Regions from separate parts of the Mus musculus genome. Here all the other regions are linked to region 5. The links are chromatin loops, found by intact Hi-C in ENCODE. Cell type or tissue: gastrocnemius. All regions are shown on one strand. Links, peaks and the distances in the headings refer to the core of each region. The heading gives the core; the rest is flanking DNA. Region 1 overlaps Phldb2 (pleckstrin homology like domain, family B, member 2). Region 2 holds the start of Phldb2 (pleckstrin homology like domain, family B, member 2). Region 3 holds the start of Gm31198 (a long non-coding RNA gene). Region 4 overlaps Plcxd2 (phosphatidylinositol-specific phospholipase C, X domain containing 2). Region 5 overlaps Phldb2 (pleckstrin homology like domain, family B, member 2).

The links. Hi-C counts contacts between places; a loop is a spot of excess contacts. Peaks named below come from ENCODE experiments on the same cell type or tissue, not always from the same donor. Only the 100,000 strongest peaks of a DNase experiment are listed, where the experiment ranks them.
Region 1: it touches region 5 in a loop (6-fold over the local background); 14 of 42 quality-filtered maps call a loop at or near these places.
Region 2: a loop joins it to region 5, with 2.5 times the contacts of the local background. A loop is called at or near these places in 7 of 42 quality-filtered maps.
Region 3: it touches region 5 in a loop (4-fold over the local background); 18 of 42 quality-filtered maps call a loop at or near these places.
Region 4: a loop joins it to region 5, with 10 times the contacts of the local background. A loop is called at or near these places in 33 of 42 quality-filtered maps.

The regions. Positions count from the first base shown.
Region 1 is chr16:45,814,112-45,820,044 of GRCm38, reverse strand. The region is part of intron 2 of Phldb2 (pleckstrin homology like domain, family B, member 2); the gene reads left to right. Among named protein-coding and RNA genes, the nearest start is that of Gm52249, 22 kb to the right of the region's middle. In gastrocnemius, for the core only: CTCF peaks have their summits at 2,576 (motif pointing left) and 3,157; no DNase peak of the experiment used is centred there.
Region 2 is chr16:45,841,172-45,847,104 of GRCm38, reverse strand. It overlaps Phldb2 (pleckstrin homology like domain, family B, member 2), which reads left to right and starts at 2,727. Exons shown (of 18, transcript NM_153412.4): 1 at 2,727-2,897. In gastrocnemius, for the core only: a CTCF peak has its summit at 2,621; DNase peaks (open chromatin) are centred at 2,054, 2,696, 3,467 and 4,549; H3K4me3 peaks cover 3,503 bases; H3K27ac peaks cover 3,429 bases.
Region 3 is chr16:46,019,240-46,025,172 of GRCm38, reverse strand. It overlaps Gm31198 (a long non-coding RNA gene), which reads right to left and starts at 2,977. Exons shown (of 3, transcript XR_384882.2): 1 at 2,935-2,977; 2 at 1,922-2,055; 3 at 750-869. In gastrocnemius, for the core only: a CTCF peak has its summit at 2,434 (motif pointing right); DNase peaks (open chromatin) are centred at 2,442 and 2,825.
Region 4 is chr16:45,964,020-45,969,952 of GRCm38, reverse strand. Plcxd2 (phosphatidylinositol-specific phospholipase C, X domain containing 2) reads left to right here. Exons shown (of 4, transcript NM_001134480.1): 4 at 4,779-5,933. The coding sequence ends at 4,935. Gm15638 (predicted gene 15638) reads right to left here. Exons shown (of 3, transcript NR_152226.1): 2 at 2,977-3,079; 3 at 1-1,316. Among named protein-coding and RNA genes, the nearest start is that of Gm15638, 21 kb to the right of the region's middle. In gastrocnemius, for the core only: a CTCF peak has its summit at 2,259 (motif pointing right); a DNase peak (open chromatin) is centred at 2,266; H3K4me3 peaks cover 343 bases.
Region 5 is chr16:45,753,979-45,759,911 of GRCm38, reverse strand. It overlaps Phldb2 (pleckstrin homology like domain, family B, member 2), which reads left to right. Exons shown (of 18, transcript NM_153412.4): 14 at 1,705-1,795; 15 at 2,667-2,813. Among named protein-coding and RNA genes, the nearest start is that of Abhd10, 14 kb to the right of the region's middle. In gastrocnemius, for the core only: a CTCF peak has its summit at 2,853 (motif pointing left); DNase peaks (open chromatin) are centred at 2,259 and 2,829; H3K4me3 peaks cover 802 bases; H3K27ac peaks cover 2,693 bases.

The DNA of each region.
Region 1 (5,933 bases), core at 265-5,264, 60 kb before region 5:
AGTTGATGCTTAGTTCCTAAACATATTGTAATACAAGCCTGCTCTCATGAAACACACCATGAAATCAGCTTTTCTGGAATTATTTTTTTCACATATTCTAGGAGACTCCTTGAGGCTAAGGTTAGTTGTTTGGAAGCCACAGATCAATATTTCCATGATACTGTAGAGCGCAGTCATGTGACATGTCTGAATCAGCAATCCCTTGATATTTGGAAGGCATTTTATGATTATAGTGCCTCTTAAACCACTTTACAATGAAAGAATTTTAATTTGCAAGTATCTAGGATTGTGTTTGTCTGGTTCACTACTGCAGATTGACCACTGATAACTGGAGTACTGGAGGTACCACATACCTTGTATAATTTTTTTTCCCTGAGGTTTTGATTGGGGTGTTTGTTTGTTTGTTTGTTTGTTTGTTTTTGTAGAGAGTAAATGTTTTTCTATGTCCAATTTTGACATCCATTCTAGTTTTCCTCATTCTGTAGCTGTTGGTTGCACCCTTGGTCACTAGACAGTGTGAGTTCTATTTCCCTTTGGAAAAAGAAAACTGAAAAGGGTTATTTTTTCTTATTTTGGAAATCTTGTAGTATTCCATAATAGAATTCTTGGAGGAACAGAATTAACAGAATATGTGTGTGTGTGTGTGTGTGTGTGTGTGTGTGTGTGCCTATCTATCTATCTATCTATCTATCTATCTATCTATCTGTCTGTCTATCTATCTATCATCATCTATATAGAGAGATGTTATATAATCTTATACACTTATTTATTATATTGGCTAATATGACTGAAGGCTATATAGTCCCATCACGGATTTCTGCATGATGCTGAGTGAGAGAAACTGGTAGCCTCTCAATTCAAGGAGCGGGAAGCCTCAGACCAAGGGACACTAATGATGATCTCCAGTCTGAGGGTGAGGGCCCGGAAGCTCTCCTGTAAAGTTGTCTGGTGTGCGCTCCTGCTGAAAGGCTGAAGAAGCTGGGATCTGATATCTGTGGGTGATGACAACAGTGAAAGATGCTCTCGCCCAGGAAGAGCTGAGCCTAACCGACTGGCTTCTTCCTTCTTTAGCTGTTTGTCCCACTGGGGCCCCAAGCCTTTTAGAAGGTGCTACCAATATTCATTGGGAAATTTTACCCTGCAGTTGTCCTATATGCCAGAAATCTTTAGCAATGCCCACGGAGGCACAGCCAGACATGTTGCTAAATCTAGATGTCTGTCATTTCAGTCAAGTTGACAATCAAAATGAGCCATTGTGAATTATTTTCTTTGTTGTCATTTTGTTTTGTTGTGTTGGTGGTTTTCTTCGTTGTTGTTGCTTGTTGGTGAGTTTTGGTGGCTTTGTTTGTTTGAATCAGGATTGGTGCTTTTCAGAGTCTTATGAGAACTGAGGCTCTGGGTACCAGTGGGTTTCAGAATCTTGTTTATATACTGTTGAACAGACCATAAACCTGATGGTTCCAAAATGAAATGACAGTGTAAATCAACACATATGAGAAATGTTTGTGTTTTATGCCATTCATTTGCTTGTTTTCCAATATCCAAATGCAGATCATATTTCAAGGATCAGAGAGATTATGGTTAACATTATTCAGTTTTGTCATGAAGACAGAGTTCTATAGGGATCCAAAACTGGTGAGCACAGGGCGGGTGGGGAGGGTGGAGAGGAAGGCCAAAGACACATTACCTGTCAGTGTGTTGGGCGTCTCTTTTTGTTCCTGCTCTTTTGTGTGCTTATCACCCCGGTCCCTGAAAAACAGCTTAAAGCATCTAAAACCTTGGTGCCAGAGCTGGGGCAAATTAAATTTGGCAACATTTCTTGGTTGGATAGAAAAAGGTATAACATTCAATGCTAAGAGAATAGTCATTTTTATCTAATTGTGGTATTAACCTTTTAAAATCTTACCAAGAAGGTCATTGAAACACAAAAGCAGGCTTAAGTATGGAAGTCACACACATACACACACACACACACACACACACACACAAACACACACATACCACCACAGTCTCCTTCCTGACATGGCTCTTCCGCTTGCTACATCCTGACGTGCTTTTAGTATTTAAAAATGTTTGGACTGCTGGGAAGTGAGCCAGGAGTTGGTCTATGAAACAAATAAGCTCAGTGGCCCAGGTTAATTTTAAAGATGGCTGCCTTTTGGTATTCTGAGATAGAATAATAATTACTAGATTTCCTCTGAAGGTCCAGACCGAGTGTTGAATTATTCCCACAGAACCTTTTCTCAGCTTCTGCATTTGAAGTAGCCAGTGATTACTGCCCCACCCTGCCCCAATTCCTTGTCTTCATCCGCTCTCATGGACTGATAGATCCAGCTTAGAAATATAATGCAAAACATAAATAATAGCCAAGTAGTCATTCTAAACTTTCTTCCATTAAGAAAAACTTTTTTAAAAGCAGATGAAGGGGCTGGAGAGATGGCTCAGTGGTTAACAGCACCGACTGCTCTTCCGAAGGTCCTGAGTTCAAATCCCAGCAATCACATGGTGGCTCACAACCATCCGTAATGAGATCTGATGCCCTCTTCTGGTGCATCTGAGAACAGCTATAGTGTACTTATATATAATAATAAATAAATCTTTTAAAAAAAAGTAGATGAAATTAAATACATAGCATTGGGCAGAACAGAATTAGGTTGACAATTCTGTCTATACCCAAATAAGCTATGCTTCTAAGTAAACAGTCTTCCTTGGTCTGTAAATAAATAAACCTATAACCATTGGGTGATATGTAGAATATTATCAATCATCAGATCACCTTGGCTCATTGGAGAACAAAGTAAGAGTTTGCTCTCTTCATCTTTCAAATAAACTGATGGCACATATGAAGGCATTCCTTAAATATTGAAGGAATCAATCTTTAACAAGTTAGGTCTGCCAGTTATCCTCTGGGAACTGAAAGGAAGAGTTGTCATGTCTTTGCCCTCTTCTTCTCCTATTTGAGACAGATGGGCAGGAAAGGAGTATGGAGGGAAGGTTACAGCTAGCAATAATTTCATGGTTGTACTTGAGGGCTGTGAGGAGCTAAAGACTGTATAGTCTGTAATACAATAGGGTGTGGGAATGACTGTTCAAAGCAGGCTCCTCTACCTTTTGAGAGCAAACCCTAGGTTCTTATTACAGTGGCAGTACAAGCTATTGCCTCTTGATGGTGCCATGCATTTAGAAAATGCTTCTCAGAAGCAAGTGCTGTGGATTCTGAACCATCAAAGCCTTTTCACTCTCAGGCTTCACACTTAAATGCAGAAGGCTGCTTCAACTAAAAAGAGCACTGCATGCTATTGTGGGAGGTTATGGAAGAAACCCCACTCTTTCCACATAAGTCAATACATGAACACTTGCTTTTAAATAAAGAACAAAGCTGATGAAACAAATTCATGTGTGTAAAAAACTAGAAGAATATTGACATTATATTGATACCAAGAGTACATGAACACTTCGGAGAGATCTGTTGGCTTTGCATTGAGTGTGTATTATCCATTGGCAAGTTACTTAGTGCATCTAAACTAGAAGTTTTTTAATGGATCTGCCTTGTAACAAAAAAAAAAAAAAAAAAAAAACTATTTTCATAAAAGAATAGGTTTCAGTGACTTTGGGTTAATATTATATTTGTTACTATTTCCGATTCTAGAAAGGCTCATGGGAAGCTTTGAAATGGGCAATGTTTTTAACATTTGAGATTAATATTCCAAGAAGTATAGAAACCTACAAGTACCATCAGAGAAACACATTCATCACTTTATTCACTTCCACATCATAGCCTATCATCCAGGGATGTCAGGGCTGGAATTCAAGCAGGGACCTGAAGGCAGAAGCAATGGAGAAACACCGGCAACAGTCTACTCTCTCTTTTTACAGATAGTTTCCCTATATTTTTCACTATCGTCTTGATGTACAAAGATTACTAGATTTTTAGAAGAGGGTGGATAAAGGGTTTTTAAGTTATTTTTGGTTTGTGTGTATGAATGTGGTGCCTGCATGTATGTGTGTGTACCACATGCATGTATGGTACCTGTAGAAGCCAGAAAAAAAAGCACTGGATCCCTTGCATCTGGAGTTACTGATGGCTGCGAGCCATTATGTGGGTGATGAGAACTGAGCCCAGTTCCTCCAATAAGAGCTGCCTATGACTGCTGTGTCATCTCTCCAGACCCAAGGATAGAGCTGGAGAATGGAAAGAAGTAATGATGTTGGTGCCGCCCACAAACTGATTTTCATTAAACAGAGTAAAATAGTATGTAAAATTTTAAAGTAATTATTTTATCTGGTGTTTTGTAGATTATAATCTTTCAAAAGAAACCAAATGATCCTGAATTTGATCAAGCCCAAGTGAAAATTAGGCAGAGAATGGCCATGTTGGCGCTCTGGTAGTATGACCAGCACTTGGTGTCTGTAAAGGGGCTCATTCGCTGTTTGGGGTTCCTCAGACACACTGTAAGAGTAAAGCAATGTGGCAGGTTTTCTTAGATGCCATAGAACATGTATTTCTCTCATGAATTTTCTTTATTTTGAATGAGTGCTTTAATAAGGAGACACACATGCCCCCCCCCCTTAGAATGCTAGGCATCTGCTCCCCACCCCAACGCTAGCTAGCCAGTCAATCACAGTATTTTTGAATAATATATGTTAATATTACAGGTCTTTCATCTTTAACTTTTTTTTTTAAGTTTAAACCAGTTTAAACCTGGCTTGCTTGACAGTTGACTTCAAATGCAAATACAGAGGTCCCTTGTTGAAAGGGCTTGCTGAAATGAACCTGAGTCTGCCTAGCAAAATACGAATAATTGTGAATTGGAAAAGGTAGCTAAAAAACATTGCTGGGTAAAAATTACTAGAATTAGTTAAACTATATTACATTAGGCATGTTGGATATGCAAGAAAACACAAGTAAACGCTGCCTCAAGCATAAATGAATACTTTATACAAGCTATAATTTTATACTCCATTATTACATGTGTCAATAATGAAATGTATTTTAATAACTATAATATTTTTATATTTACAGCTTTTTAATTTATCAGTCCCTTCTATCATAGAGACACAGCTAGAAATAGTAGAGGCAATAGGTTTGAGGGAGACAAGGCACACATGTGTAAGAGTAAAATGTGTGTTTGAAGAATTGCTTGCTAACAAGCTTCATGTCTCTGAGTACAAGCAAAGGTGGGAAGTGACAAATGGCTCAGACATTTGCATGATAATATTACTCAGCTGACCTCCGAAGTTCTAAGGCAGAGCCAAGGGCAACATGAGTAGCATCCGGGGTTTTATGTCAAGGGTGTAGTGTATATTGGAGACTGGATTTTGTTAAGACCAATTCTTTCTAGAACCCACTCTATTGAATTTAGTGTGCCACGGGGAACATACATTTGTCTGTATTGGTGGGAATAGAGGAATGAGTAACAGTGAGATGTTCAAGCGTTTTCTTCCAGGTTACTGTGAGTCAGGAAGAAAAGTCTTAGCTCAGCCCTGCACTGTCTAGTACACTCTAGTTACCCTGTTTTATACACTAAACTGAAACACAAGGCACCTGTCTGGCTGGAAACTGCAAATGTAAATCCAGAATCAGAATTCAGACTCTGGGGGTCTGGCCTTGAGTTGTGCGCTTAGCTACAGTAGCACAGCAGTGGAATGGGACCAAGGAGGACACTTAGGAAGAACACGTAGGATGCTCACCACCTCCTTAGGCTGTGTATTGGGGTTTTTCCTTTGTGTAGTTAGTATCTTAAAGGGATATTGAAAGACAGACTCAAGTGTCTTTGTTAGTTCTTTATGTTTTATTTCAATGATTATTATTATTACAAAGGAGGATGATAAGTGTATTCATATAAGATCTTCATAGTAAGTCACTTATAACAGGAGTTTGATGGTTAGTTACTATTTGCCATATTGTTAGTTACCTTCCAACAACCTGCAGT
Region 2 (5,933 bases), core at 518-5,517, 87 kb before region 5:
TGATGGGACTTAGTTCTGTGGGGGTAGAGTGATAGCACCAGTGGAAGCCCCTAGACTGAAACTAGGTCCAGAGTCTGAATTCTGGGTAGTCAGTGCTTAGATCAGAAGAAAAAGGAAGAGAAAAGGGAGCTAAGGATCAGCTGGTAATTGCTACTGAGGAGTGAGATGCACACCCCCACCCTGCCCCCGTGCTGAGAGAATAGTGATGGAACTTGCTAATGCTGAGAGACACAGCCAGCTCTTGGTGCACTCCAGCCTGATCCCCCTACTCCTGCCCCCACAAGTCCCCAGGCCACCCCCAAATCTATTTCCCCTTCCTGGGGATACTCATGCTACCCACCTAGAGCCCTCCCCTTTACCTACTCTTTGGGCCTATAGATTGTAGCTTGATTATCCTTTATTTAGCAGCTAATATCCACTTATAAGTGAATGCATGCCATCTTTACCTTTCTGGGTTTGAGTTTCCTCACTCAGGATGATTTTTTTTCTAGTAGCATCCATGTGCCTGCAAATCATGGTGTCATTTTTAAAACAAACGAGTAATATTCCATTATATTACTGTACCACATTTTCTTTATCCATTCTTTGGCTAGGAACATCTATGTTGCTTCCGATTTCCAGCTATTATGAATAAAGCCACAATAAGCATAGTTGAGCAACCGTCCTTGTGGTAGGATGGATGGTCCTTTGGATATAAGCCCAAGAGTGATATAGCTTTGGATATAAGCCCAAGAGTGATATAGCTTTGAATATAAGCCCAAGAGTGATATAGCTTTGAATATAAGCCCAAGAGTGATATAGCTGAATCTTGAGGTAGATTGATTCCCAACTTTTGGAGGAGCCACCATATTGATTTCCACAGTCAGCCCTTGGTGTTTTGAGTCAGGCTTTACATAGCTCAGGCTGGTCCTAACTGGTTAAGAGACCCAAGCCTGCACGCTACTCTTGATCATCCTGCATCAACTGGTCAAGAGCTGGAATTATTGTCCCGTACCACCATACCTGGGAAGAAGCAATTTTTTCAGTTGCATAATTTAAGCTCAGGGGAATACAATAAAGGCAACTTCTGACTGGAGTATATGGGAAGGCAGAGAGTTGAGATAGCTTTTTGTAACAATTGGCCATCATTTTGCTATAGTTAAACAGGTAAGTGTATGGAGAGGCAAGTGGCTCAAGAGTGTCTTTCCTTTCATTGAGATGGGATAAATGATTTTAAGTTGATGGAGATGAGGTGAAAGGATGGGGTGTAAGTCATGTGAATTTAATAGCGTGGGATACCGAGGTGGTGCGTTGAGAATGCTCTAAAACACAAATCATCCTTATAGGAGTGGTTCTCATGGAAATTAGAAGTCAAAATTTCGGGGCTGGAGAGGTTGTTTGGCAGCAAAGAGCTGTCTAGCTTTTGAAGAGGATCTGAGTTTGGCTGTCAAAACCCTTGTGGAGTGGCTCATGGCCATTTCTGCTTTCCCTTCCTACTTGGATTCACGTGCACACACATGCACCAAAGCACACGCAGGAATAAATAGTAAACATTATTTAATCTTAAAAGTCATACTTTTGCTCAATAAAACATTTTAAATATGCATTTTATTAGTGCGTGTTCTCACAGCTAAAGGCATTGTGTATAGATGAAGCATAGGTTTATTAACTACTGGAAGTACCTACACTAGTACCCCTGTTGCTATTGCTACAGCCTTGAAGACATCCTTGGTGGTAGCTAAAACAATTTGCTAGGGCCATATTGTTATTAAAGAGCTTGCCGGTCCTGGACCTTGCGAGTTCCTCCAAGGTTCTTGTCTTTCTTTGACTTAACCCCACTGGGGCAGAACTTTACAAACATCCACATTTGCATGCGTCAAGACAGACTAGCTGCTCAGGGAAGCAAGGCTGAAAGGCGTTCACGTTAATATTGCTTCCACTGGTTATGTTAAATGTGTTGGAAAATGCAGAACCCTTTATGAGACATCCCTCCAAGGCAATCAGTATCACGGAGTTTTAAATCTGCTTGATTCCAGCCCTGACCCCAGGCGGTTCCATTGCCATTTGGCACAGCTGCTTTTCTGACGCATCAGGTAAACCTGCCCTGGGGAGAGCAGTCTATGGTGAAGTCACCTGGAGTTTCACAGAGCAGAAACTTCGTCCTGGGGAGGAAATCGCACTCCAGGACGTGTTGTGTTCTCTCGTCCCATTTCCACCTTATTTAAAAAAAAAAAAGAAAAGAAAAGAAAAGAAAAGAAAAGAAAAGAAAGCCAACAACAAAGGTTTCTAGCACATAGCTGCGAACGTAGCTTTGAGAAAGTGGAGCCTAGAGATGTGACGAGTGGCCAGGCCACTCCAAACGCAGTAAAAGCAGCAGCAGCTTAGCTCCCTAAGAACCTAGGCTCCAGGACTTCCTAGCTGGGAACTCCAAGGATCCGCTGCGGTGCCTCGAAACTCGGGTCGGGACCAGGAGGGAGCTTCGAGGAGTCCACCACCGCGGGCCGAGGGGCTCTGCTGAGTGTGACACAGAGCACCCAGGGTGCCTGCCTTCTGTGGCCGCCTGCATTCGGCCACCTTATCGCCCCAGGTGAGTAGTGGGCTACAGAGGGCCTGGAGGAGCCGGCCCGCATTGCCTTTGCGCACCCTGGTGGCTCCTTGGGGACACAGCCTCCCCCTCAGCCGACTTGGTAGCCGCCCGTCTCTCTGCGGAGGTCGGGGGCGGAGAGGAGGCGGTGGCCGCCCCCACCGGGAGGGGCGCCCGGAGTGCGCGGTGTGCGGCGGCAGGGTCTGGCTGCAGCCTGCGGCAGCGGCGGGGACCGGACTAGGACACAGGGAGAGAGGGAGGGCGGAGGCAAGGGACAGGCCCAAGGGCAGCGGGACCCGAGGAGAGAGTTGCAGTTCCAGAGAAAGATGAGCTGGTGAGTGGGCGCCCTGAGCGCAGATTTTCTTTGCTTCCCTTGCAGGCTGTAGAGACAAAAGCCCGGGCAGGGGTCCGCAAAGCCTAAACCTTACAGTCCTAGAGTGCTCTGTCCTCCATTGTGCACGGCGATGCGGGGTGGAGGCATTGTGGGGAAGGGGTGTCCAGTAGGGGTGAGGTTTTCGTGAGTGATTGGGTCGAAAAGGCAGGATTTAATTAAGGGTCCCGAAGGCAACTTTTGCGGAAAGTCTGGATTGCTTAGACAGAGATCTGGATTCCGGGGATAAGAAGATCCACAGCTGGATCTTGAGGAGTACGGGACTCAGATAGGACCTTTCTGAAATCGGCTTCTAGTTGTACTTTGTTTCTAGAATGAGGCTGCACGGCGAGCCTCCGGACCGAGATTCTTTCCAGGAGCTCCTGACTGTGATTCAGTTATGGTTTCCCTATCATCCCACACTGAGGGCGTGATGGTCTCTTTCTCTGTGGTGATAGCAGCTGCAACTCTGGGTAGCATTTCGACCCTCTGCTTCAGCCGCTCAGAGAGCCTGCTGAACTCTGGCTTGGTGCGCTCAGTAACTTCACCCTTGCCAGCAGCACTGGAAGCGGGGAGGACTTAGCTAACTCCCGCCACCGGCAGGAAATTAAAAGGCTGACGGGCTGTCCCTTCCCGGATTGGGGTTTCCTGTTTAAAAGAGCTTTATAAGTCCAACCTCCTTCCAGAGGCTCCTCTTTTACCTTTCTCACTTCAAAGAGGGAAGATTCCCACAGTCTTTTATGTGGACTAGCCAAGACTGGAAATCCTTTCGTCCGGCCCAGCCCTCTTCCCTAGAAGTCTTCCTTTTGTGGTATCTCAAGTGTTCTAGGATACACAGCTAGTCTCCTAGCCAGTCAGAGCTGTGAGGGTAAGTCTAGTAGAGACATAAAATGTGGAGTCCGTTAGTGTAAATATTCACACGTTTCCCCCTCCAGTGTATGAACATGTAAATTACAGATGTAAATGTTCAACTCTGACGCTTGTAACAAAGCTTCTAACTTGGGCTTCACTTGTGTGTTTGAGATTATTTTTCCTCTGGGCTTCAAACGACTGAATTTAGATGGAAGGTTCCAAATATGGTTCACAGTTTCATAGGGTTAAACGTTTGCCCTCGGAGCACTTGAATTCTTAGTTCCTGGTAGGCTAGCAACACATTCATTGGGTCTGAGGTAAATAATCCTTTAGAGTGGTCTACTATTTTAACAGAACATGCTTGGTGCCATTTGAACCTTAAATGTGCCATTTAAGGTTCGTTGAAAAGTAACAGTTGTGTTTTCCTGAGGTTCCCTTCCTGGACTTAGTTGTTTAAAAGTTTTTAACTGAATGGTTTTTTTTTCTTTCTCCTTATAAATACATTGTGGAATTTAAACATTGCGTATAATTAAGAAACTCCGCAGTCTCCAAACATTGACAAAGGCCTTTAAAAGAGAGGAGAGATGAGCCTTTGCATTTAGCTTGGTGTAGCTTTTACTCCAGAGGCAGGGAAGTTTGCAAATCCTAGCACGCTCACAAATGGCAAAAGGAGATGTTTGGTTAAGAGCAGTCATCCAGGGCAGGCAATTTGCAGGCTTCTGTCTGGTTCCCCACAGCTGGCAGCTGCTGCTCTTTTGGGGTGAGAAAGGACAGCAGGGCTATCTGCTGCATCCCTGCTTGGGGCAAGCCAGAAAAGCTAGATAAGAAGGTGGGTGAAGATGCAGCCCATCTCTTCAACAACTCTGGCCAAAGTGCGTCACTTCCCCTGGCATTTTCAGGAGAAGGGAGAAAAGCCAAAGTTGACTTGATGGAGCTTGATTGAAGGGCTTTTCGTTACTTTCTTCAGTGTTGTTGGCTCTATGCATGGTGGGTTGTGGAGTGTAATGGAGAACTCACTTCAGGAGTCTTTATTAGTTTTGCATCATTGTTTAAAGCCGTTGGGGCATTGTGGTTATAGTAATTGACCTTACAGGATGCTACATTTCAGCCCTTGGCAGAGAGGGGTTGCCTCAGGTGACAGGGAAAGACAGGAACATTGTACATTTTCCAAGAATACCTGAGCTTTATAAATTGTCATTAAATCTCTCTGAGCTTAATTATTAAATGTGGGGAAACACCTTTTGAGTGGTGTGCTTTGTCTTGAAAGCCCCGAAGTGTGTTTTAGCAGTAGTTCTCAGGAAGAAGGAGTGGCCTGCTGTCTGAATCTTGGCAAGTCTTTTGGTTATGAAGCTGAGGGTAGGAAGGTTCCATCAGCCTCCATTGAATAGAGATCTGGGATGCTGTTATATACCAGGACACATCTTAGCATCTAGAACACACAGAGAGCTATCTGTCTCAGACCCTGTTCTACGGCATTTCCCTAGGTCACGCAGATGTTAGTAAATTGGGGATCTTGATTTAGTTTAGATCTTCACAAATTTACTTAACTCTTGTTGTTCACACATACCACATCCCGCAAGCTTTTTCATCTGCCGTGGACCCTTCTGTCCTTAGCACTAGAAGTCTCTATATCCTGTAGAGATGAAGGACATTGTTAGGTTTCCTTTATGCTTTTGAATTGCCTAAAAATTGAATTTGAGCACAAGGGAGCCTCAGCGATCACTAAATTCAATTCTCAGTTCATAGATGATAAGCCCAGGGATTAGAGACTGGAAAGTCCTTGGGTGAGTTAGTGGCAGACACAGCTCTTGCTAGAGCCTGAGACTAGAGAATGTAATAATTGATATTTAGGAAGGCCAGACTTAAAAACAGAGAAACAAACCAAAGCAAAATCAAGAACAAAAACTGGGACTTGACCCTTCTTGAGAGTTTTAGCAAAAGCTTTCCCCAATTTGAAAATAAACTCCTGGATGCGGGCAGTAATGTAAGCCTGAGTGACTACAGAGCATATGTCTGGGTGTGTGTGACCTGTGACACCACTTCTGAGGCCTGGACTATCTTTTCCATGTCAGATTGAGCAACAGATGGTCCCACATACATAGCAGATGCTGTCTTTGAATGCAGGTACAAAATGAGCATCTGAGGTTT
Region 3 (5,933 bases), core at 330-5,329, 270 kb before region 5:
TGCTCCATTGCTAAGGACCAGCCTTGGCTTGGTTGGGGATTCTGAGAGAAGGGGTATCTGGGAGTGGCCAAAACAAATCAAAGTCTAATTGTGAGTCCAAGTTGATGGCCAGACCTCTGCTGGAGTCAACTTTCTAGCGTGTTTTCTCTCTGTTCTGCATTCTTTCTGATTTGCTTTCTCTAGAAATCTCTAGACAGCTCTGTCTCTATCTATGTTCTGCTTGAGACAGTTCTCCAAGAAGTTCTCTCTTGATATTCTAAAACCTTTTTTCTGGAGAGCTCATCTCCTGCAGATCATAAACCCAGTTTTTTTTTATTTTGCATACCAATCCAGTCATTTATTTCAGGTTACCTTTTAATTATCCTAAGAATCGGAATCTGGCGACCCTAGCCCATTAGTTCTTAGGAGACAGCAAGCAACTATTCTCTTTCAACGTTGCAAAAGAATTCAGAGACCGTCCTGCTTCTATTAAGCACAGACTATAAGCTAGATCATAGGACCCTGTCCTGAAATTACCATTTCTTTCAAACCTGAGCCTGGACTCATTGTTTCCCAGGCTGACCTTGAACTCAGGAATCTGCCTGCCTTAGTATCTTTCTGACAAGCTGGCTCCTAGTGTAGTTACCTCTGTTCCTTTAGAGTCATAAAGCCCCTCGTAATTCATATCACATCCTTATGTATAGTTGAGAAGTTATATATTTTCAAACTCACCATTTTAGAGTTCTTGTCCACAGCCTTAAGGGCTGTCCTGAAGGTCCCAGCATTTACCATTTTGCTGAGACATTAGCCACACCTTCATCTCCTGGACTCGTCCAGACTGATTCTGGACTCAGATCATGACGTCATTAACATTAACAGGGAGCACATTCCTTGAAGGAAAAATATAAAGATATATACATTGTTATACAAACAAGCTTTATGTCCATGGTAGTCATTCACACTCATGGAAGCCCACACCACTGGCCCTGTCCGAGGGGCAGGAATCATATCATCCTGTCCCCATCAAGACTATGTTGGACTCAGAAAGTCTCATCCATAGGCAGTAGGCAGAGAGAGACACTGAGCCTGGGTTGGGCTTTGAAACCACAAAGTCCACATCGAGTAACACACTTCCTCCCACAGAGCAACACCTTCTAATCCTTCTTAAGTAGCGCCACTGCCTTATGACTACGCATTCAACCCTAGGATCCTATGGGGGCCATTCTTACTTAAACCACCACAAGACCTCTTTCCATCACCTGAACCTTTGGGGTATAGGGCTTGACCATTATTTATTTATGCAATAAATACTTGAAGTGCAGTGGCTGGGACTGCAGGTCAATTGAGTGCTTGTGTCGTGTGCATGAAGCCTGGACTCAATCTCCAGCACTTGATAGACCCCTTTAATCCCACCACTTGGAAACTGGAAGCAGGATAATAAGAAGTTTAAAGTGATTCTCAGCTATATATTGAGGCCAGCCTGAGATACGTGAGATCCAGTCTTAAATAAATAAAGAAGTCAATAAATAGGTAATAAATACTTAACGTGTATCTATACTCTATTCTACGGAAATGAAACTTTTGTTTGCCATTGCTGCTTTGGTATAAAAATGAATTTACTTGTTCTTAAATATGTATTTTACCTATTTGTATCTCTGTCCCTCTGTATATATGGTGATAAGAGGTTAAAACCAGAAGCAGGTGTTAGATATCTTGGAGCTGGAGTTACAGGCATGTCAGCTGCCACATGTGGGTTCGGGGAACCCGAGTTTAGTCCTCAGAAATCACACAGTGGAAGGAGAGAACTGACTCCAACAAGTTGTCCTCTGACCTCCACACGCACACACACTGTGGCACACCCCACCCCATCCCCCCTATACAGACACATGAAAGCAAGACATTCTATTAACAACAACAACAATAACAACAAGAGTGAACTCACTCATTCTGTCCTGAGGAAGCTGCCTTTGCACGTCTCAGCATCACTAGCATAGGGGTGAGACCTGGACAAGTGTTCCATAGAAACGTGATGGGAGTGAATGCTAGGAGAATGATTGACTGGGAAGAGACAAGTTCCTGGTGGAATAAATAATTAACAGGAATGTAGATGTGTCTCACCTGGGTAAGCTGAGCTCTGCTACTTTTGAGTGGATTAACAATTGCTTGTTCTGTCTTCCTACCTTTTTATTTTTGGTTTTGTTTTCCCAAGTAAGAATTTGTTTGGTTTTTTACAAACACAGTCGCAAATGTTTAGGACACAAAAATCCCCAGGAAAGTTTACTTAGAGGATGGGAAGTACTATGCCCCAGAGGATCTGAACAGGCTTGGCTTCTGAGCCAGGAACCAACAGGAAACATCCCCCTAGTGCTGGCTCCCTGGTGCTGGCTCCAGGTTTAGACCTGTTGGGGTATTTGGAAACTGCATGGCAATCTTTATGTGTGAAGTGAGGCTTCAGTACCAGCAGGTGGCTCCCTAGCATCTGAAATCACAGTTTTTGCCCAAGTGCTAAGGGCTTTCAAGCGTGAGATGTTGGGTGGGTCTGGCTAACAGGGATAAGACAGGATAGGAGGAAGAAGACAAGATATGAAAACAAACGTTACCACCATCAATATGGGGGAATCTCCTTTAGAGTATTCTGTAGTAACACTCTGTTATTGCTAAAGGAAATGCTCTATGAAACGAAAACTTGTTATGCCAGACACATTTGAAGAATACAAAAGCTCAAAGTCTCTGATTGGCTACCGAGCTTACAAATGTAGCCAGCCACTGGCACATCTGGCTCTGTCTGCGGTCACAATGGTGGACCACAAACACAGGGTGGGCATGTGGTAAGAGCCTATGACTATTTCCTGCCTAAGACACTGCTATCTTACCCCAAGTGTACAGCCAGCCCTGGTGGAATCAGGGGCTGAGTCACAGTAACAATCAAGCAATTTTTTGGGGGGGGGTCCAGACCTGATAACAAAATAAGTGGACCAAACACCATTCCTCTGCCTCATGGTCAGGCATGTGTGTGTTCCTGTATACTTCTGTGCTTTCTTTTCTCCTCCTAAGGTCCACCGCTGCTACGGTGCTGACATTCTTCCTAGAGGTAATTGCTGCTGCCTGTATGTCCCCAGCACCACTCCAGTTAGATACTCGGGTCTCCATTACACAGGAGATTTTGCTGTTCCTTTGAACGAGAGGGAGAAAGTTGGAAATGACTTGGAATAAACTTTATTGAGGTGGCAATGACAAAACAACAACAAACGAGTTGATACTACATCCTAGCTCCTCATTTCAGTATCTTATCCTCTCCCCACCTTCACAGAGGGAAAATACATATATGAAGTGGGGGAGGGAGGAAGGGACAGACAGACAGATTGACTGTCTGAGACACACACACACACACACACACACACACACACAGAGAGAGAGAGAGAGAGAGAGAGAGAGAGAGAGCACTGTAGAACCCAGAGTCTCACATAGCCTCCTCACTCATTGCAAGCAATAACTCTGGACTGGACATACCTGGATCCCGATTCTGTTTGAAATCTATACTTTTTTTCCATCCTAGCACAAAGCCTGAGTAAGCTATGGTATCTTTTACCCAGGAAGCCAAAGACAGCCCCAATACCACTAGGACAGTATATTTTCTCTAAGAATCTTTGAATGCTTTCAGTTATGTAAGACTCAGGCTAGGTATCCTGCCAAGCAGACTTAGCTGAATGGTAAGCCATTTAGGCAGCTGCCCTGGAGCGCTCATGCATCATTTATAGCCTGAATTCAAACCAAACAAACACACTGGCTTCAGAATCTAGATTCTTTACAATATATAGTGTAGCCTTTAAGGAGGGGCCAAGTGCTATGGTCACCTTCTCAGGTCTCCATTAAGTTCCTTACTCAAGTCTGGAGAGAACATTGCAGAGAACAAAATCTGTAGATGGAATCTGTAGGGTAGGAACAGGCTTGGCCTATAAAAGATTGACGATGCTTTAAAGTATTGGAATATAATTTAAGAGGTTGTCTGGCTGCCCACCCAGGTCCTAGAATTACAGGTTCTTGGAAGAAATGAGTAGGGCAAGCAGCAGAGTTAAGGAAGCCCGTGTGTTTGCTGCCAAGCTCTCCCACTTATTTTTGCTTAGATAGTTGTTTTCAATCATTTCCCTAAACGATTTTTTTCATTATTTACCAGTCTGCTACAGTAATCATTCTACTATACCGTGTAATTTTATTTCCCTTCGTTCTAAAAACTCACAACAGTTTCTTTCATCTGAAGAAAAGGGCAAACTCTTTAATGCGCTTTGGTGGTAAACAAGCCTTGCCTGATTTATGATAATGATAGGTGACACAGAGTGGGGAGCCCTCGGGTCATAGTGACGAGCCTTGGAGACACAACTCTGCTCCCAAGGAACTGGGAGGTATTCACCCTCCAAGCAGCAAAAGTCTGAGGTCCTTAGGCTGTTGTGAAGGTTAACTGAAAGTCCTAGGGTTGTGTGTCCATTCATTCTCACGTGCTATTCCGCTGTGACTTTCTTCTAAAACTCCATGTCCTGGCTTTGCTTATGTTTTCTCCACTGGACCTGTCTTTCTACTCTACCCCACCCCCACTTTCCAGGAGCAGCTCTTCTTAGAACCCAACTTCTTCCTTGAATGCCTCCTATGTCCTTTGCCCCTTCCTTCCTCTCATTCTATAACCTCTTTTCTTTGTCCTCAAAAGTCTAACAATACACCATTTTTTGTTTGTTTTTTTCTTTCTCTCTGTCTCTCTGTGTGCATGTCTCTCTGTCTCTGTCTCTGTCTCTCTCTCTTGTTTTCTTTTTGTCTACTAATTATGCACTATCTGGGAGCTATTTAGCTTTCTCTCTATTCCTGCAATCTGTCAGAATGATTTGGACATAGTAAGCACTCCAGTTAGTAGTAATTATTCATTAGCATTAACCTACTTTCACCTTTTGTTTCTCCTACTAGGCTCCTGTCCCCTCGACAACTTTGACTACATAGAATCACTAAAACATTAACTACTCAACTTCTGAATACTAGTTTTTTAGTCTAAAAGTTATGTTTCTATGTCTATCATCTAGTTTTCCTTGTCATTGTTGTTGAGCAACAGAGTCTCTCAAGTTATAGACCTTCGTGACCTGGAACTCACTATCTAGCCTACATCGGCCTTAAACTCTTGGTCCTACTGACTCAGCCACCCAAGTGGAAGATTACAGGCATAATCCACTGCGTAGAGATCATTGGTGCTTCCTTAACATTCCTTGTGAGGCAGGCTAGAACAACCTGGGAGGGGAACGAGTCTGCTTCCTATGCTTGTTACTGGGAATCAAGCATGGGGAGCCAGACCAACCCAAGACTTTCTCAGAGGCTCTCATGAAAGGACAAAAGGAACTTTACTTCTGTGCCCTTGCCCAGGAACAGCCTTGGCAGGGCTGTCTGATGAGAGAGATAGCACCTCATTGGCATCAAGGTTGCAGCTTCTGGGGACCTGACTGTTTCCCCTAGGCTACTGCTATTTCTTATTTCTTATCACCCCTGCCTCTCCCAATCAACACCTTAGCATTCAGGGCCCTTATTCCTACTGGTTCAGGATAATCAGGAAAACTTCCCAAGCTGGATGTGGTGGCCATACCTGTAAGACTTATGAGTCTGACCCTGGGGAATCAGGAATATCAGGAGTCCAAGGTCCTATTTAACTACATAGTAAACTCCAGAGTGTACTTGGCTTTTTGTGACCCTTTCTAGAAAGAAAGAGAAAAAAGAAGCACGTAGGAGAGAGAGGGAGAGGGAAAGACAAAAAAAAAAAAAAGACAAAGGAGGGAGTGGAGGGAAGGAAAAGGGGGAAAGCTTCAACCCAATCAGGATTGTAAGCAGCCTGCCTGGCAGGAATGATTACAGTCTAGAGATACCAGTACCCCTCTCTTTGGCTATCAGGCTATTGAAGCAAGAGCTATAATTTTCATCTCTGGAGA
Region 4 (5,933 bases), core at 263-5,262, 210 kb before region 5:
GGCCTCAAACTGACTGCTTGCAGTCCTCCTGACTCAGTCTTCAAGAGTGTTGGGATTCTAAGTGTGAGCTAACAAGCGAACCAAATGAAATCAAATCAAATCAAACAATCAACCTTAATTCAGTGTGATATCTCTTAAAAGGACCTAGAATTATGCGTTTTTTTAAAAATATATGTTCAAGTTCCTATTCCATTTTCTTCATTCTTTGTAGCTTAATGTTACTTACTCATTCAGTAAAAGTGAAGTTTTCTGTATGTTCAGAAAAACAGAAAGAGTACCTGGGAAGAGGCAGATGGAGAGACACAGAGGACTCCTGTAGCCTTTGCCCCATAGTCTTTTAGCAAAATCTAACATGAACATTTCTATACCTGAGTGAAGACCAGTCCACTGCAAGTCTGTGTGGGCCGCCAAAGAGGCTATTTCACACGAAGGATAGGTCCTTTATTCTGAATAAAAGGCACCCTTTTGCAAATGCTTTTATTTGATTCTTAAATCCGGGCCAGTGTTTTGACGTGGAGAAGGGGCATGCCATGTAAGGCCCCTTGTGGGTCCTAATATACGACAGTATTCAGGGAAGCTAAATGATCCAGCATCACAGATTACAACTAAGATTACAGCCCCTGTGAGAGCCAAGAGCCTGTCAGGTCTGCCGGGCTTCCGTCTGTGTAGTGCTGGGCACTGCTGTGAGCAGAAAGAATGTCTAAGCTTAATTTCCTAGTGTTTCTAGGCCCCCGTGATTGAGTTAGTAGTCCCTGGATCTAGTCAGTTCACACTAGTTACAGCTGGTAATCCACACTCTCACTAGTCTCATGTCCTGCTTTCTTAGTCTTGCTGCCAATGAATGATGCCTCTCTGTTTAATGGTCAAGAAGATGAGCGCAAAGGCAATGTCTCCCAGCTGGTAGTGAGAATGTGTCCCTCAAATGAGTAGCTCTCTTGGCATCCTCACTGTTTCTGGTCATGGGAATATTAGGAGTGTGATCCTACATTCCTGTGCCTACACATCAGTGGAGCAGGAACGTGGCTGTGGTTAGGAGTCTGTTCCCAAGTGCCAGCAAATCACATGACTGTCATTTCACAACTGAATAATCGTGGGCTCTCCCCCTGAGCACCAGCGCCCTGAAGGCTGTCTGTACTGGCTAACTGAACAGGGATGCTACATAGCTGATTCCGAGCACTGATCAACAGCTCAAAGCCAGGGAAGATCCAGTGTGTCTTCCTACTGGGGACCAGGTAGTTTCCTTGGTAGGAAGCTAATTCCCAACTTTCAGATCCACTTGGAACATGAGAGTCTCTTGTTCACGTTGGTTCATCACCCTGGAAGAAAGCCACAAACATATATAGACAATTCAGCCTGGATTTCTGTTGTAGCTTTCCTCAGACTGGAAAACACCTGATCCAAAAGGCTCGCAGTGAGTCAGAATGCAGTCAGGAGGCCTGGAGTTGAAACCTGTAGGGTCCCTACTAATGTCATTGAATTATGTCCCCTCTCTTCAAATTAACCAGTTTTAAAATAATAATATTAAAATAATAATTCAACCAGGTTTAGTGGTGCATACCTTTAGACCTAGCACTCCAGTGGCAGAGGCAGACAGATCTTTGCGAGTTCAAGGCCACCCAGAGCTATGTACTGAGCCCCTCCCTCAAGTTAAGGTGAGTACATTTAGAGACATTGCATTTTAAAGAGAGAATTAAGTTAAAAGGCTATTACGGTGGGTTCTAATCTACTCACATTGAAGTCCAAAGGAAACTTAAACCCAGAGACAATAGAAGAGAAGCAAGACAGTGTAAGCCTGCAATCCCAGCATCCATGCAGAGGAGGGGACAGTCAAGGTCATCTTTGAAAATGTAATAAGATCTCCAAAAGCACGCAAAAGGCAAGAGACTACAGGAATATGTGTGTGCATACAGAGAAAATGACACATAGGTTGCTGAGGGGAGGGCATGAGGAGGAGGAAATCTCCTGCAATAGAGAATAAGGGCTTCAGAAAAAACCCAGCCCAATAGCATCTCAACCTTGACTTGTAGCCTCTAGAACAGGGGAAAATAACTCCAGTTCTTTGAAGTCAACAGTGTATATGCTGTTATGACAGAGTAAGTGAGCTAACACAGTCCTCTGGACAATCGGGTGTCCCTGCACATGTCCTTGAGGTCTCTGAGATGAGCTTTTCTTCACCACTTAATCTGGAAAGTATGGATTTATAGTCTGCAAAGGGTCGGGGCTGCCTCTACCTGGCAAGTATCATTCCCCCAGAATGACCAGCAGGTGGCGCAGGATCTCCAAACATAGGTTCTGGCCAGGGATCCTTTGAATCCTAAATGTTACAAGCTCACTACTACTGTGTCTTTCACGTGGGACGGATGGGAAATTTTGGCCTTTGTCTGAGAGTTCTGTGTTCTTCAACCCCGCTTCCCAACTTCACAACTTCGTTGTGTGGATATATAAGAGGTTTCCTATCCCTACTCCCCCAAATGTTTCTCTTTCGACCTCTTTACTCTTTCCTTTATGATACCTTTCCTTTGCCAAATACACGACACTGCTCTAAGCAGCCATTGCTCTGAACACTTTCCATATACTATCTTTCTGATTGATCCTGTTTCACAGGGAAGAGTAGCTGACAGACAAGGAATTGTAGTCAGTTAAGATCATCAAGCGTCCCAACTAAAAGTAGAAGGACTTTTGTACCACAACCAGCTAATACAATTTTTTTCTAAAAAAGTGATTTGATCAATAAGACTATTTCAACTCATGGCAGTGAAGTCTCTGCTGACTGAGAGAAGAGCTGAGGTCTTAACATCACTTTTTCTAGAAGACTACGAAATGAGGGTACATCAAGCTTCAGTGGAGGATAGAAATGGGGTGCGGGGAGAGCCAGAGAGTAACAGAAGAGAGGGACGGACCATGGATGTTAGCTAGAGCAAATCCAACCCAAGGGATTCCTAGACGTGCAATAATCAACTGTAGGCCAGTTTCTACCTTCCTTTGCTGGGTATTTCGTGAGCTGTGTTTACTGTTACAAGATAGCCAGTAGCCTTGATGGTTCTTCTCTTCCTCTGTGGCTCCTCACACGTAGGTCACACTGGAATGAAAGTGTTATTTACATCATGAGCTCTGAGCCTCTGACACACCGGAAGTCTTCTGTTTATCAAATAACCCCAGCAACTGTATTCAAGAGACAGCTGATTAAATATTAATCTACTAAAGAGCCATGAGCAGTACGAGGATAACTATCTCTGTGGAAAGTGAACCCTGGCCTTTTGTAAAAAAAATTAACTGGTAGTTTTTAAAAAGTAAGATAAAGGTGAATCCGCTGAAGCTTTCAGAAGGAACTGTGGAAGGAAGGAAATCTTTGTGAATTGGAAGTGAATGTGTTTCTTAAGCAAATCACAGAAATTTAAAAAAAAAAAATGATGGGGGATTGGAGGGATGGCGGGAGTTACGAGCACTCACTGGAGAGGTGGCTAAGCCGAAGACACAAGTTCAGCTCTCAGCCTATAACTTCAGCTCCAGGGGATCCAACTCCCTCTTCTAGATTCTGTGAACACCTCTGCACACACATGCACATACCACCATGAGGTCACACACACACACACACACATGCATACATACACATGTACATGCCCCCATAAGGACATAGCCACATAAATAAATCTTTTTAAAGAAAAAAGATAACAAATTGCACTCCATCAAAATTAAGAAATCCAGGCTTATCAAAATATTTTGTTGAGAAAAATACAAGGTAAAAGAAATGTCTGCCAAATATATCTGACAAAAGGCTAGTATCCCAGATGTAAAAATGTTTCTAAAACTTAACATTTAAAAGAAGAAAGAAGGAATAATATCAAGCCATATTGTGTGAAACTCTCAGAGAACAAATACAAAACTGGAAAATAATAAAAAATGATTAAAAAGTAGGTGGAAGAATTGTTAAAGTGATGAATACATGGATACTTGCAAGAAAAGGGCACACAAATCCAGTCTGTATTCCCAGCAATCCTTCTGCTTCAATCTTCCATAGGCTAGGATCACAGACATGCATGAGTGGCCACACTTATTTTAGAATGACTAGATTTCACAACAGTAATGGGACCAATTTTTAGGGAGAACTTTAACGGTCCGGAGCTTTCCTGTTCTGTTGTTGCAACTGTAAAGTGGGGTGGCCCCCTCGAGGAAAGCTCTGGCAGTTTCTTATAAAACTAAATATAAATAAACCCTTGATTTTTATCCAAGTAAAATAAAAGATGATGCCCATAAAAAAGACTCATAAAAGAATGCCCATAATAGTTTATTCATAATGACTGCGAATTAAAAACAGTCTGTGTGCCTATCAATAGGAAAATGGATAGGTTGTGTTGTATTCATACAGAACGACGGTGATGTGCTGATAGATACGTGGCAAGCAAAATAGTAAAATAGCAAGAGATAGGGGCGGGTCCATTTACTGTAAAACCTCATTCAATTTGCCATCTGTTTGAATTTTTTTATGAGGAACCCTAAGAACCTAACAATAGAGGACTGATGGACTCTGTGTTACGAGGTCCTTCCTGTTAATGTGGCTGTCCATTTGATGCTAGAAGCAGATAGTCATTTGCATAACAGAAACCTTGGAGAGGTTAGTTCTGGTGGAAGCCTGATCAGTATGCATGGAGATATAAGGCTTATGTGTTTCTGACACACATTGTGTCGTGACAGAAGCGGCTCATGCCCTTTGCTGCTCTTGTCACTTTAACCCTAACTATCTGTTTATCCTCTTTTCACCTAACCCTTTCTCCATGTAGGAATCTCCCTGCCATCCTTGATTGGGTGAAGACTCAAAAGCCTGGCGCCATGGGTGTCAACATCATCACATCTGACTTCGTGGACCTGATAGACTTTGCCACGACTGTGATTGAGTTGAACGACCTCCTAGAGGATCGAGCTCTGACTAAGTGTTGAATTCATGCTTTGTTTAATTTGAGGTTGAGGTTGTTGATATAAGGTAGGATTCTAGAGGGTTCTAGGAAAGATGACTCACTTGTAGGCAGTCACGGGGAAGTGAGGAAGGAAAAGAAGGCCCTCTCTTTCCTCACATAGCTACTTGGACTTAAAAAAAAATCTAAGGGGTTTCCATGCATTTTCCCCCAAAGACACTTTTACAAACTTAAGTCTAAGAGAAGAATGCATGTTTCCTATGGTTAACATCAGGATCTCCCCAGTGGCTTGTGGTGGCAAATGGAAGATGGAAGCATCCTTTTCAGGTTCTGTGGGCTATGCAACATCCTAACTGGCCCAGCTTCCTCTTGTCTTCTGTGGTCATTTGAGCCTGTGTGAAGACTAAGTCAGAAAGGCATTCCTGGTCAGAAGAATGGCACATGTGAGCGTGGACCATCCTGAGAGCTCTCTGCCATCAACCCAGAGCTCTAAGGGGCTCCTATGGAGCCAAGAACCAGGTCTCTCATGAACTGTACAGTATCACCACTTTCTACGAGAGCAAGATATGTTTATTATCACAGTGCTCAGCCACAGGCTGGCTCTGCATATCTTGGGCTAGAAGTGGGCACCTTTATTCTTCATATAAGCAGTGCACCCTACCCTTGGCATCAGAAAAAGTATTTTCTTATTTTAATGTATTTTGGGCCCTATCTTTAAAATGATAGGGACAGTAGTTGGAAAGTCTTTTCTGTGAGGGCCCAATACAGACTAAACATGCATGTTGGTTGCATGCCAGAGTTCTTTGATTTCGTTCTGTATCCTTCTCCCCAAACGACTATCAGGCAAGTACCTGGATCATTTTGGCCAAGTCCTCTGGAGTGAGGTCTTCAAGCCTGAGAGCAGAATCCTGTCTTATTGATTATCTGTCTGGGACCTGGTCTGCTGCACGACACAATGCTTGTCTATGACACCATGGAGGAGGCTGACACAGGATGCGTGGGAACGTGCAATGGAATTGAAGG
Region 5 (5,933 bases), core at 281-5,280:
GAGATAACTCAGTCTATGATGTACTTGCCACACTAGGGTTTGAATCTGAGTTCAATCTCTAGAACCAGTTTAAATAAATAATAAGTGGAAAGAAAGAGAAGAAAGAAGGAAAGAAAGAAAGAGAGAGAGAGAGGGAGGGAGGGAGGGAGGGAGGGAGGGAGGGAAGAAGAAAGAAAGAAAGAAAGAAAGAAAGAAAGAAAGAAAGAAAGAAAGAAAGAAAGAAAGAAAGAAAGAAAGAAAGAAAGAAAGAAAGAGAGAGAGAGAGAAAGAGAGATACCAGGGATGATGGCACAGGTCATTAGGATCTGAGTTAAATCCCTAGAACCAGTTTAAATACATACATACATACATACATACATACATACATACATACATACATACATACAATGCCAGGCATGGTGACATAGGCTTGCAGTCCTGCAGTCCGTGTACAGGAGAGGCAAAGATATATGCCTGGGATTTAACCAATCAAAGTAGAGGACTTCTGAAGAACACCACCTAAAGTTGCCCTGTAGCTTCTACACATGTGAGCGTGAGCACACATACCTCTACCCCAATGAACATACATATACATACCCAGGTGTCCATGTACACATATGACTTAGTCATGCTTTACATGATATACTCTAATAACCCAAAGGACTCCGAGTATCCCCCTTTGCACATATTTTTATGCATGTTCTATGAATGCGCCCCCTCGGCTGGACTCAGTGCTATGGGGACATGAATCTTTCCATTCTCAAGTCGACCTAAAAATAAGGCAGATGCTTGAGGGAGCAAGCACACTGGACAGGACACAGCAGGGCTCTAGAGTCCACGACATCAGGAAACATGGCCTCTGGCCTAGACTCTCAGAGTTCTTTCAGCTCCCACTCATTTTGCTTTTGGTTTTGATTTCCCTTCACTGGTGGGCGTGATGTCGTTTCCAAGATGAACTTTTGTTTCTGAAGCTCTTGAACTTTTTTGTGTTGTTTTAGCACTAAAAACTGACCACCACTTACTCAGTGCACCTATTACTCAAGTCACTTCAACATTAGTGTCATTTAAAAAAGTCAGATGCCCACACATGTAAAGGGACAAATTGCCCAACTGAAGACAGACTTCAGATGTATCATTTACCTAGAGTGTCACAGTGTGACGGCTAGTTGAGAGGCGGTGACTGAAGAGAAGGCTTGAATGGCTGTCAGTGTTAGACCTGGAGGCTGCATTTTGGACACCTGCTGACTTACCTTTATCTTATGGGTTTCTAGCCAGTGTGCACTGCCCTGGTCTTTGTGTGCCTCTTTTTGGTTTCTACACTGAGATAAATATTGAGTCAGCTATGGTTTTTAGAGATGAGTTGATTAGCCCCCAAAAGACCAAATGACTCATGAAGAGTATCTTTCAAATTGTATATACTTTGATTGTGACATTAAACTTGACCTGTGTGTGTGTGTGTGTGTGTGTGTGTGTGTGTGTGTGTGCAGTGTGTGTGTGTGTGCCTGTGCGTGTGCGTGTGCGTGTGTGTGTGTGTGTGTGTGATTTGATTGTAACTTGTAACTTTGGTGTGTGAGTCTGGTCAGGTTATGAGGTGTTTTTTAAATATATTTTTTATTAATTCTTTGAGAATCTCACCCATGCACACAATGTATCTTTGATCCCACTCATCCTCCCCGACTCCTCTCCCTCAGCAAATATTCTTAACAGGCTCTTTATTTGCTTCAGTGCCAGCACATCCAATATTGCCAGAATAGAAGAAATGGAGAGACTCTTGAAACAGGCGCACGCGGAGAAGACTCGGCTGCTTGAGTCCAGGGTAAGAGTGTCCACTCCTGCCAGGAGTCTGGGATGGACAGTGGTGGCAAGGGGCCCTACCCTTGCCAGCAGCCTTCTTTCGGGGGCCTTGCTGAGTGCTGTGACCTTGGGAGCTGCTCAGCCTCCTTTCCTTTCCCAAAAGCAAAGGTGCTAAAGAATTGGCGCCCAAAGCCCTTTACTGCACTTCGGTGCCTTGGAACTTGAAGCGTGGGCCCGGGTTTCACACAGACTGAAACGGCTGCTCTCTACTGCCTTCCCTCCCCCTGTGATAACCAGTGGACGGTTTTTTGAAGGATTAGGGAAGAATGATATTTCTTTATGAATTCTCCTGTCCTTCCCAACTCACGCTGACCGTGCTATTGTGATAGCCAAAACCCCCAAGGTATTGTGACTATTTCAGGTCAGAATCAGAAGAACTTCCTTGGGACTCCCCCCACCCCACCCCCAACGCCTTTGCATCCTGCCATGAGGGCACCTCCTTTCCTTTTCCAACTTCCTACAAAACTTCCTCTATGGCCTTCAGCCAGAAGCCGCATAGCAATAATAGGAGTTAAAGGGACCGGTAGCCTTCACCCAGAGAGTCTCCCAGAGAACAGCTTCATGGCTAGGGCTGTATGACATTTGAAAAAGGAAGAACAAAATGGCTGGATGTAGTCATTAGCCAAATTTTCACTGAAGACTAAAATTTAATGGTTGGTTGATTAATTAATAGCATAAGGTGACTTTGGGAGCTATGCAGAGGTTATATATTTTAAGAAACCAGAACAGAAGATGAAAATTGTCTAAAGAGAATTTGGGTATTTACTTCTTGGTCCCTTAAAGTATAATTGCCACAATTGAAAATAATTATGGTTCTGTATAATGATAATTAGGAACGGGAAATGGAAGCCAAAAAACGAGCTCTGGAAGAAGAAAAACGACGCCGGGAAATCCTGGAAAAACGATTGCAAGAAGAAACCAGCCAGAGGCAGAAGTTAATAGAAAAAGAAGTCAAAATAAGAGAGAAACAAAGGGCACAGGTTGGTCTATCAGAGTGAATGCATAAGTGTAGGTTGCCCCCTGGTGGTCAATTTGTAGAAGACTTTAATTCTGTCTAGGAATATCTAGTGTTTGGCAGAACAGTTAAGAGAAAGATGTGGGTTAGTGTGCGGGCAGTGATCACTTTAGAACTTCGAGGAAACTGCCGTAGAACTACCCTAGCAGAGCAGAAATTTGCTCCACTCACATGTGATTCATATGCTCTATTTAAATGCTAGAAAGAAAGAGAGACTTCTACCCATTCTCTGGACATTTAAGGGAAAATGAATAGGTTTTATCTAGCTTTGAAAAGGGGCATTGCAGTGATCATTAAAAACACACACAGGGGCCCAGGGAGATAGACCAGCAGTTAAGAGCACTTGTTGCTCTTCTAGAGTTCTGGAATTTCTGTTCCCAGGCAGCACTCAAACATGGAAACTCTCAACTGCCTGTCTCTATAACTCCAGCTCCACATGGCCCAATACCTTTTTCTGGACTCTTCTGGTACTGCCCTCAACTGCACATTTACACACACACACACACACACACACACACACACACACACACACACACACACACACAATATATATATATATTTATATATATATATAAAGATGATAGTTTAGAATATATACACACATATATAAACATATATATGTATAGATAGTTTGTAATATGTGTATACATTATTATATGTATACATATATGCACATCATTATATATGGATATATACATATATGTATTTCAAACTATCATCTATACTCTGTATAGATGTATATGTATACACACAATGTGATGTATATGTATATACATATGTGTGTGTACACATATTTTCTTTTTTTTTTAATTTTTTATTAGGTATTTAGCTCATTTACATTTCCAATGCTATACCAAAAGTCCCCCATACCCACCCACCCCCACTCCCCTACCCACCCACTCCCCCTTTTTGGCCCTGGAGTTCCCCTGTACTGGGGCATATAAAGTTTGCGTGTCCAATGGGCCTCTCTTTCCAGTGATGGCCGACTAGGCCATCTTTTGATACATATGCAGCTAGAGTCAAGAGCTCCGGGGTACTGGTTAGTTCATAATGTTGTTCCACCTATAGGGTTGCAGATCCCTTTAGCTCCTTGGCTACTTTCTCTAGCTCCTCCATTGGGAGCCCTGTGATCCATCCATTAGCTGACTGTGAGCATCCACTTCTGTGTTTGCTAGGCCCCGGAATAGTCTCACAAGAGACAGCTACATCTGGGTCCTTTCGATAAAATCTTGCTAGTGTATGCAATGGTGTCAGCGTTTGGATGCTGATTATGGGGTGGATCCCTGGATATGGCAGTCTCTACATGGTCCATCCTTTCATCTCAGCTCCAAACTTTGTCTCTGTAACTCCTTCCAAGGGTGTTTTGTTCCCACTTCTAAGGAGGGGCATAGTGTCCACACTTCAGTCTTCATTTTTCTTGAGTTTCATGTGTTTAGGAAATTGTATCTTATATCTTGGGTATCCTAGGTTTTGGGCTAATATCCACTTATCAGTGAGTACATATTGTGTGAGTTCCTTTGTGAATGTGTTACCTCACTCAGGATGATGCCCTCCAGGTCCATCCATTTGGCTAGGAATTTCATAAATTCATTCTTTTTAATAGCTGAGTAGTACTCCATTGTGTAGATGTACCACATTTTCTGTATCCATTCCTCTGTTGAGGGGCATCTGGGTTCTTTCCAGCTTCTGGCTATTATAAATAAGGCTGCTATGAACATAGTGGAGCATGTGTCCTTCTTACCAGTTGGGGCATCTTCTGGATATATGCCCAGGAGAGGTATTGCTGGATCCTCTGGTAGTACTATGTCCAATTTTCTGAGGCACCGCCAGACTGATTTCCAGAGTGGTTGTACAAGCCTGCAATCCCACCAACAATGGAGGAGTGTTCCTCTTTCTCCACATCCACGCCAGCATCTGCTGTCACCTGAATTTTTGATCTTAGCCATTCTGACTGGTGTGAGGTGGAATCTCAGGGTTGTTTTGATTTGCATTTCCCTGATGATTAAGGATGTTGAACATTTTTTCAGGTGCTTCTCTGCCATTCGGTATTCCTCAGGTGAGAATTCTTTGTTCAGTTCTGAGCCCCATTTTTTAATGGGGTTATTTGATTTTCTGAAGTCCACCTTCTTGAGTTCTTTATCTATGTTGGATATTAGTCCCCTATCTGATTTAGGATAGGTAAAGATCCTTTCCCAATCTGTTGGTGGTCTTTTTGTCTTATTGACGGTGTCTTTTGCCTTGCAGAAACTTTGGAGTTTCATTAGGTCCCATTTGTCAATTCTCGATCTTACAGCACAAGCCATTGCTGTTCTGTTCAGGAATTTTCCCCCTGTGCCCATATCTTCAAGGCTTTTCCCCACTTTCTCCTCTATAAGTTTCAGTGTCTCTGGTTTTAAGTGAAGTTCCTTGATCCACTTAGATTTGACCTTAGTACAAGGAGATAAGTATGGATCGATTCGCATTCTTCTACATGATAACAACCAGTTGTGCCAGCACCAATTGTTGAAAATGCTGTCTTTCTTCCACTGGATGGTTTTAGCTCCCTTGTCGAAGATCAAGTGACCATAGGTGTGTGGGTTCATTTCTGGGTCTTCAATTCTATTCCATTGGTCTACTTGTCTGTCTCTATACCAGTACCATGCAGTTTTTATCACAATTGCTCTGTAGTAAAGCTTTAGGACAGGCATGGTGATTCCACCAGAGGTTCTTTTATCCTTGAGAAGAGTTTTTGCTATCCTAGGTTTTTTGTTATTCCAGATGAATTTGCAAATTGCTCCTTCTAATTCGTTGAAGAATTGAGTTGGAATTTTGATGGGGATTGCATTGAATCTGTAGATTGCTTTTGGCAAGATAGCCATTTTTACAATGTTGATCCTGCCAATCCATGAGCATGGGAGATCCTTCCATCTTCTGAGATCTTCTTTAATTTCTTTCTTCAGAGACTTGAAGTTCTTATCATACAGATCTTTCACTTCCTTAGTTAGAGTCACGCCGAGATATTTTATATTATTTGTGACTATTGAGAAGGGTGTTGTTTCCCTAATTTCTTTCTCAGCCTGTTTATTCTTTGTATAGAGAAATGCCA